2 separate regions of the Homo sapiens genome follow, and region 1 is linked to region 2. Evidence: read pairs that join two places in POLR2A ChIA-PET (ENCODE). Cell type or tissue: PC-3. All regions are shown on one strand. Region 1 overlaps MAP4K3-DT (MAP4K3 divergent transcript). Region 2 overlaps MAP4K3-DT (MAP4K3 divergent transcript).

Region 1 (4,000 bases), 93 kb after region 2:
CACGTGCCACCACGCCCAGCTAATTTTTGTATTTTTAGTAGAGACAGGGTTTCTCCATGTTGGCCAGGATGGTCTCGATCTCTTGACCTCATGATCTGCCCACCTCGGCCTCCCAAAGTGCTGGTATTACAGGCGTGAGCCACTGCGCCAGGCCCTGCTTTCTAACTTTAAATAAATGTACCCTTTTGTGTATGGTTTCTTTCACTCAGTATTATGTTTATATGCTCCTTCCATGTCATATGTAGCAGTAATTCATTCATTCTCATCGCTGTGTAGTATTGCATTGCACAGATTTACAACCATTTATTTATCCTTTCTACTGGTTCCCAAATTTTGACTACAAACAGAACTAGAATTACCCAGTCATAGTTTATGCACGTATTCAGCTTTCCTAGACATTGCCAAACAATTTTCCAAAGTGGTAATACCAATTTACATCCCTGTGAGCAGCATAGGAGAGTTCCAGTTGTGCCAATGTCCTCAGCAATCCTTGGTATTTTCCATCTTTTTGATTTTAGACATAATGATAGGAGCATAATGGTATCTCATTCTACTTTTAATTTATGCTTTTTCATATGCTTATTGGTCATTTGGATGTTCTCTTTTATGAAGCACCTGTTCAAGTCTTTGACCTACTTTTTTTTTGTTAGCTTTATTGGGATATAATTTTCATACAATGAAATTCACCTATTTAAAGAATACAATTGCATTAATTTTATAAGTGTATTTTACAAGGTAACCATCATCATAATCATTATACAGAATATTTCCATTATCCCAAAAAGCTCCCATGTGTTTTTTGAAGTTACTTCTCTTCTTCCACCTCCCTGACAACTGGCAACACTGATATGTGTTCTGTCACTATAACTTGGTCTTTTCTACAATTTTATATAAATTGAATCATTCAGTTAGTGGTATTTTGTGTCTGGCTTCTTTCAATGAGCATAATTTTGAAATCCCATCCATGTCATTTCAGCAAGTAGTTAATTACTTTTACTTTTTTTTTCAGACAGTCTCGCTCTTTGTCCAGGCTGGAGTGGAGTGGTGCGATCTCAGCTCACTGCAACCTCTGCCTTCCAGATTCAAGTGATTCTTGTGCCTCAGCCTCCTGAGTAGCTGGGATTACAAGTGCCTGTCCCTACAGCCATTAATTTTTGTATTTTTAGTAGAGATGGGGTTTCACCATGTTGGCCAGGCTGGTCTCAAACTCCTGGCCTCAAGTGATCTGCCTGCCTCGGCGTCCCAAAGTGCTGGGATTACAGGCCTGAGCCACCATGTCCGGCCCAGTTAATTACTTTTTATTGGTGAATAGTATTCTGTTTTATGGATATATCTCAACTTGTTTATCAGTTCATCTTTTGATGGACATTTTGTTGTTCCTAGTTTTTAGTCATTATGAATAAAGCTGCAATGGACATTCAAGACATGTATTTGTATATACATATGTTTCATTTTTCTTAAGTAGGTATCTAGGATTAGGATTGCTGGGTCTTATAAGTTTATATTTAACTTAAGAAACTGTCAAATTTTCCCAAGGTGACTATGCTATTTACATTCCCATCACCAGTATGTGAGTGTCCCAGTTGCTCCACATCTTAGTTAGCACTCGGCATTGTCAGTCTTGTCAATGTTAGCCATTCTAGTGCATATCTAATGGTATCTCATTATGATTTTAATTTGCATTTTCCCAGTGATTAACAACATTGAGCATGCTTTCATATGCTTATTGACACTCATGAAATGTCTGTTAAAATCTTTTGCCCATTTTATAAATTGAGTTAATTTGCGTTCTTATTGAGTTGTAAGAATTCTTTATTATTCTTAACACAAGCCTATCATCAGGTGTTTATTTTACACATATTTTCTTCCAGTCTGTGGTTTGCAGTTTCTTTTTCATAATAGTTACTTATGAAGAGCAAAACTTTTATTTGCATAAGTCTAATTTATTAATTTTCTTTTTTTCCTTTTTTTTTAAGAGATAGGTTCACGCTTTGTTGCGCAGACTGGTCTCAAACGCCTGGCTTCAAGGTATCCTTCTACCTTAGCCTCCCAATGTGCTGGTACTACAGTGTGAGCCACTGTGCCTGGCCTTCTTTTATATTTATGTGTAATATTTGTGTAGTTTGTGTGTGTGTGTGTGTGTGTGTGTGTGTGTGTGTGTAGTATTTAAGAAATACTTGTGAAATACAAGGTCATAAACATTTTACTCTGTTTTATTTTAAAAATTTGTTCATAGATGCATGCTTTGTCATGTCATAACAGGACTATTGGGGTTTTTTATTTCTTTTGGTGTCACTTTTGGTAAATTGAGTTATTCTAGAAATTTCCCATTTTATCTAAATTTTCTAATTTATTGATATTAAGTTGTCCCAAATATTTTCTCTTCAACTTTGTAATGTTTGTGGGGTCCACAGTGGTGTCTTTTTTTTTTTTATGTCTGACAGAGGTAATATGTGTCCTTCCTCCTTTTTATTTGTATATCGTATGTGTCATTAGTTTTGCTAGGGAGTTATCAGTTTTATTTTCTTTCAGTGACTTTTCTCTACTGTACTTTTTTTTTTTGAGACTCTTTCACCTAGGCCCAGGCTGGAGTGCAGTGGCATGAACATGGCTCACTGCAGCCTCAACCTCCTGGGCTCAAGTGATCCCCTTACCTCAGCCTCTGTGTAGCTGGGACCGGAGGTATGCACAATGAAACCCAACTAATATTTAAATTTTTTCTAGAGATGGGGGGTCTCATTTGGTTGCCCAGGCTGGTCTCAAACACCTAGGCTCAAGTGATCCACCCATCTCAGCCTTCCAAAGAGCTAGAATTACAGGCATGAGCCACCATGCCTAGCCTACTGTACATTTTCTTCATTACTTTTTTCTCTTAACTTTTCTTATGCTTTCTTCAAGTTTAATTGCATTTTGTTTCTAACTTATTGAGATAAATACCTAGGTAATTTTTGTTTAAAGCTATCGATTCTAGCCCTTAAGATAATAAATTTCCCCCAATACACAGTTTTAGCTACATCTTAAAATTTTTTATGTCATACTTTCATTATGATTTAGTTTAAAATATTTTCTTATTTTCATTGTGATTTCTTCTTTGACCTATGGATTATTTAGAAGCAGACTGCTTAATTTTCACATATTTGAAATTTTTCTAGTTTTTAAAATATTATTAGGTTAATTCCCCTCTGCTCAAAGAACGTACTCTGTATTATGTCAATTTTTTCAAATACATTGAGGCTTGCTTTATGGCCCAAGTTATTGCCACTTTTAGTAAACATTCCATGTTCATATGAAATGAAAGTGAATTCTGTAGTTGTTTGGTGAAATATTCAATATATATCAATTTTGTAAATTCTGTTAATCATGTTGTTTACATTTTGTGTTTTCTTATTAATTTGTGTCTACTTTTTTATTGGTTACTGAAAAGATCTTACTGTTATTGTAGATCTATTTCTCCCTGCAGTTTTGGGAATTTTTGAATTAATATATTTTGAACTATATTGTTAGTTGTACACAGAATTAGACTTACTGTATCTTCCTGATGGATTGATATTTTTATTATTGTAAAATATCCCACTTTATTTCTAATAATGCTTCTTTCCTTAAACTCTACTTTGTATGTTATTGTATAGCTATAAGAGTTTTGGGTTACAGCTTTCACATAACATGTTTTTTTTCTATTCTTTTACTGTTGTATCTTTTGTAAAAAAGCATATGCAATTATTTTAACCAGTATGACAATCTTTGTCTTTTAGTGGAATATTATGCCATTTTTATTTAATATTTTAAATTTATAATTAATTTATATTTAATTTTAATAGTTAAGGTACTCAATGAGATATTTGGGTTCACAGGTACCATTTTACTATTTTTTTCTATTTGCCCCACTTGTTACTTGCTCCTTTTTATCTTTTTTCTTGTGCCATCTTTTTTTTTTTTTTTTTTGAGATGGAGTTTTGCTCTTGTTGTTGCCCAGGCTGGAGTGCAAAGGCGCCATCTTGGC
Region 2 (4,000 bases):
GAGATTACATCAAATTAAAAAGCTTCTATATTGCAAAGGAAACAATCAACAGAGTAAAGAGACAACCTATGGAATGGGAGAAAATATTTACAAACCATACATCTCATAAAGGGTTAATATTCAAAATACATATGGAACTCAACTCAATAGTAAGAACACAAATAACCTGATTTTTAAATGGTCAAAGGACCTGAATAGATATTTCCCAAAAGAAGATATACAAATGGCCAACAGGTATATTTAAAAATGTTCAACATCAGAGAAATGCAAATTAAAACCACAGTAAGATATCACCTCACACGTTAGAATGGATATTATCAAAAAGATAAAAGATAAGAAGTGTTGGTAATGATGTGGAGAAAAGGGAATCCTTGGGTACTACTGTTGGAAATGTAAATCAGTAGAGCCATTATAGAAAATAGTATTGAGGTTCCTCAAAATCAAAAGCAAACCACCATATGACCCAGCATTCCCACTACTGAGTATATATCCAAAGGAAATGAAATCAGTATGTCAAAGAGATATCTGGACTCCCATGCTCATTGTAGCCTTATTCACAATAGCCAGTATATAGAATCAACCTAAGTGTCTATGTGCAGATGAATGGATAAAGAAAATGTAGTATATATACACAATGAAATACCACTCAGCCTTTAAAAAGAAGGAAATCCTGGCATTTGCAAAAACATGGATGAACCTGGAAGACATTATGTTCAGTAAAATAAGCCAGGCATTTAAAAAAAAATACTGAATGGTCTTACCTATATATACGTGGAGCCTAAAAATGTTGAACTCACAGAAGCAGAGTAGAATGGTGGTTACCGGGGGCTGGGGGTTGGGGGGACTGGGGAGATGTTGGTCAAAGGATACAAAATTTCAGTTAGATAGGAAGCATAAATTCAAGCGATCTATTGTACATCATGGTGACTCAAGTTAATAACAATATATTGTATACTTGAAAATTGCTACGAGAGTGGATTTTAAGTGTTCTTGCCACAGAAAAAGATAATATATGAGATAATGCATATGCTAATTAGCTTGATTTACCTCATTCCATAATTTTATACATCAAAACATCATGTTGTATACCATAAATATATATAACTTTTGTCAATTAAAGAAATAAAATTTTAAAAAATGAAAACTGCAGAAGTGGTGATTTCTATTACATCTCCATTTAACTCACCTGCTTAAAATGTGCAGTGAACAGATGGATTTTATGGATTATCAAAATCTTAATCAGTAACTTCAATTGCTGCTACTGTTCTTAACGTTGTCTCTACTGGAGATACCACTCTGGCCATCTAGTATGCAGTTATGCTTACAACTGTTTTTTTCTCTATACCAATAAGTCTAAAACACCATAAGCAATTTGCTTTCACCTGGCAGGAACAGTATCTTCGTGTTCTGCTTCTGAACTGCGTCAATTCCCTATACTTCTTTTGCATGTGAGGGAAAATGAACTTCTATCAGGTATAAGTACTAGTTTTCCAGGTCTCCTGTACTAATAGCTAAATAAAATTCCTAACAGAATTATGGACCACCTCAAAATTCACAGTCAATGAATGTGGAATGGAGGAGTTGGGGATATTTGGGCCTTTTCTATTAATAAACACCCAAGAACAAGAATTTAGAGTCATTCTTTTTCTCAAGGGCTATTAGAAACACTACCTTAATTGAAATGGTCCACATGCTGCTGGATCACATGCAATTTAGTAGATGAACCAAACATTCTTCAAAGTTTAAAAAAAAAAAATCCATCAAAGTGATGGTTAGGCTGAATGACAAAGTTGTTCTATGGAACTGACAAGTCAATTCTAACCAATAGCACTGAATAGATTTAGTCTGAGACTCAACTGTCTTTGATTTTAAAAATGTCCTCATTCTTACCATACAATAGCAGTTTTTAAAGTTTGTTTGTTGTTATTATTAATGTAGCCGTAGCCGCAGACCTATTCCTTTTCTCTTGGTTCTAGAACCAATACTGAATTTGTTAGTTTGACTGAAAGCTTAAGCTCTCTACACCTCTGTAGTGAAAAAATAATAACACTACCCTCACTATAAATTCCTTCAGGAGAAGAGTTATAAAGATGAATGAGGTCATCTTGGGCCAATTTCCTGTCTTATGTAAATATAAGACAAAGTTAAAGTCATACAGGATTAGAACCATAGGCACTGTTTTTTAGATTCCCAGAAGAAAGTCACTTTATCAACATAAACTTGGCACAATTTTGAAACATAACAGCGTTTATCTTATCAGCCCATTGACTTGCTGTAGTAAGTTGTGGTATTTTCCTTATTATGTTATGCCCAGAGCCACAGAAGATCAATGTTACAAGTTAAGCAAACAGTGCAATATTGACAGCTTCCTCTGCTGGTGAATGTTAAAGTTATTTCCTAGGGCCCAGCTTCCTGAGGACCACAGGACAAGGTCACACATGTGCTATGGAGGACGGTCAGTGCACTTTCCATAATGTTTAGTCCACAGATTAATGTCTGTGTCCTAAAGCAGGAAAAACAAGGAAAAGCTGCCATCTGTCATTAGGAGCAGAGGTATATAGTGATGAACTGATTTAGAGCATATACTGTTTACAAATAAGAAAGATGATCTGTACCCAGCTCTGGGCCAGAAACAAGCATTGATTTTAGGGATGAGAAGGCAGTAGTGAAATATCACTTCCAAAGGGACCTGCTGGTTTCTGGATTTTCAAAATATTCTCACCTCATCAAGGAATCCTGGTGAGAATGTCACCTACATGCTGGAGACTGCAAGAGCAACTGGGGCCCTTGAGAAGCTTTCTTTTTTCCTTTTTTTTTTTTTTTTGAGACGGGGTCTCACTCTGTCACCCAGGCTGGAGTGCAGTAGCACAATCGTGGCTCGCTGCAGCCTCCACCTCCCAGGGCTCAAGCGCTCCTCTCGCCTCAGCTTCCTGAATAGCTGGGACTACAGGCATGCGCCACCATGCCTGGCTGATTTTTGTATTTTTTGTAGAAACGAGGTTTCACCATGTTGCCCAGACTGGTCTCAAACTCCTAGACTCAAGCGATCCACCCACCTCAGCCTCCCAAAGTGCTAGGATTACAGGCGTGAGCCACAGCACCTGGCCAAAGCTTTATTTCTATGGCATCAGGGGAAGAAGGGAACAAATAATCCTTAGGTGATGCTGGAAGCTGAGTTTCATGGGTCACTGAGAAGTTAACTGTCACACACACCTGAACATATACCATGGATCAGAAACTGGACTATGGTGAAAGATACACATGGGGTAAGACAAGGAGTTCACAAGAAACTCACAGTTCAGCAGAGAAGACAAATACACAAGCCAGCCATTAGCAGATAAGGGCTTCCAGTCCCCACCTTTTCTCCAACATAGTAAATGCTATCTTTCCCTGCCTGCTGGTGCCTCCCTGGCCATCAGGGGAGTATGCAGCTTTCCTGGACACTTCCAGGACTTTGGGTTGCAGTCCTGGAGAATGAAAAGGTAAAGACCTAAGGAGGGGGCCTGCTATGCAGGGAGATTGGGCAGATGTACCAAGAAGGAGAGGAAGGGGAGAGAAAAGACGGAAGAGTAGAAGTAGGAAAGGCTCCAGGGCACTGTGATTGGAGAGATTTGATTGGAGAGATTTGGAGAGAAGGAAGGGGTTTCAAGAAATGTTGCTAGGCATTCCAGTCTTGATTCCTTTTAAAATTGTTTTGCAACTGTAAAGGTTGGGCTTCCTTTTCGTTATTTTGTGCTACTTGAACTGTTCCTTTTTATCGTCTCTTTGTAGAGACTGGACCAGCTCGGACCTCAGAAGCAGAACTCAGCTTTCCCAATGTGTGGGCAAATTACTCACATCACTCAGCTGTGATTAAAATCAACCCACTAGATCTGAGCCCAAGTGCAAAGAATGGAGATTGAGCAGGCTCAAGTCATAGTGGTTATTTATGTAAAAATAAAAAGCCAAACAAACATTGGGAAGGCAATGCCATAATCAGTGCTATTAAATATGGGAGAAT

The links. ChIA-PET counts read pairs that join two places held together with the same protein. Peaks named below come from ENCODE experiments on the same cell type or tissue, not always from the same donor. Only the 100,000 strongest peaks of a DNase experiment are listed, where the experiment ranks them.
Region 1: POLR2A ChIA-PET joins it to region 2 with 5 read pairs; 2 of 35 experiments call an interaction of 5 or more read pairs at or near these places.

Annotation. Positions count from the first base shown.
Region 1 is chr2:39,456,630-39,460,629 of GRCh38, reverse strand. All of the region lies in intron 3 of MAP4K3-DT (MAP4K3 divergent transcript), which reads right to left. Among named protein-coding and RNA genes, the nearest start is that of MAP4K3-DT, 21 kb to the right of the region's middle. In PC-3, no CTCF peak of the experiment used is centred here; no DNase peak of the experiment used is centred here.
Region 2 is chr2:39,549,198-39,553,197 of GRCh38, reverse strand. The region is part of intron 5 of MAP4K3-DT (MAP4K3 divergent transcript); the gene reads right to left. Among named protein-coding and RNA genes, the nearest start is that of MAP4K3-DT, 110 kb to the right of the region's middle. In PC-3, no CTCF peak of the experiment used is centred here; a DNase peak (open chromatin) is centred at 2,217; H3K27ac peaks cover 1,371 bases.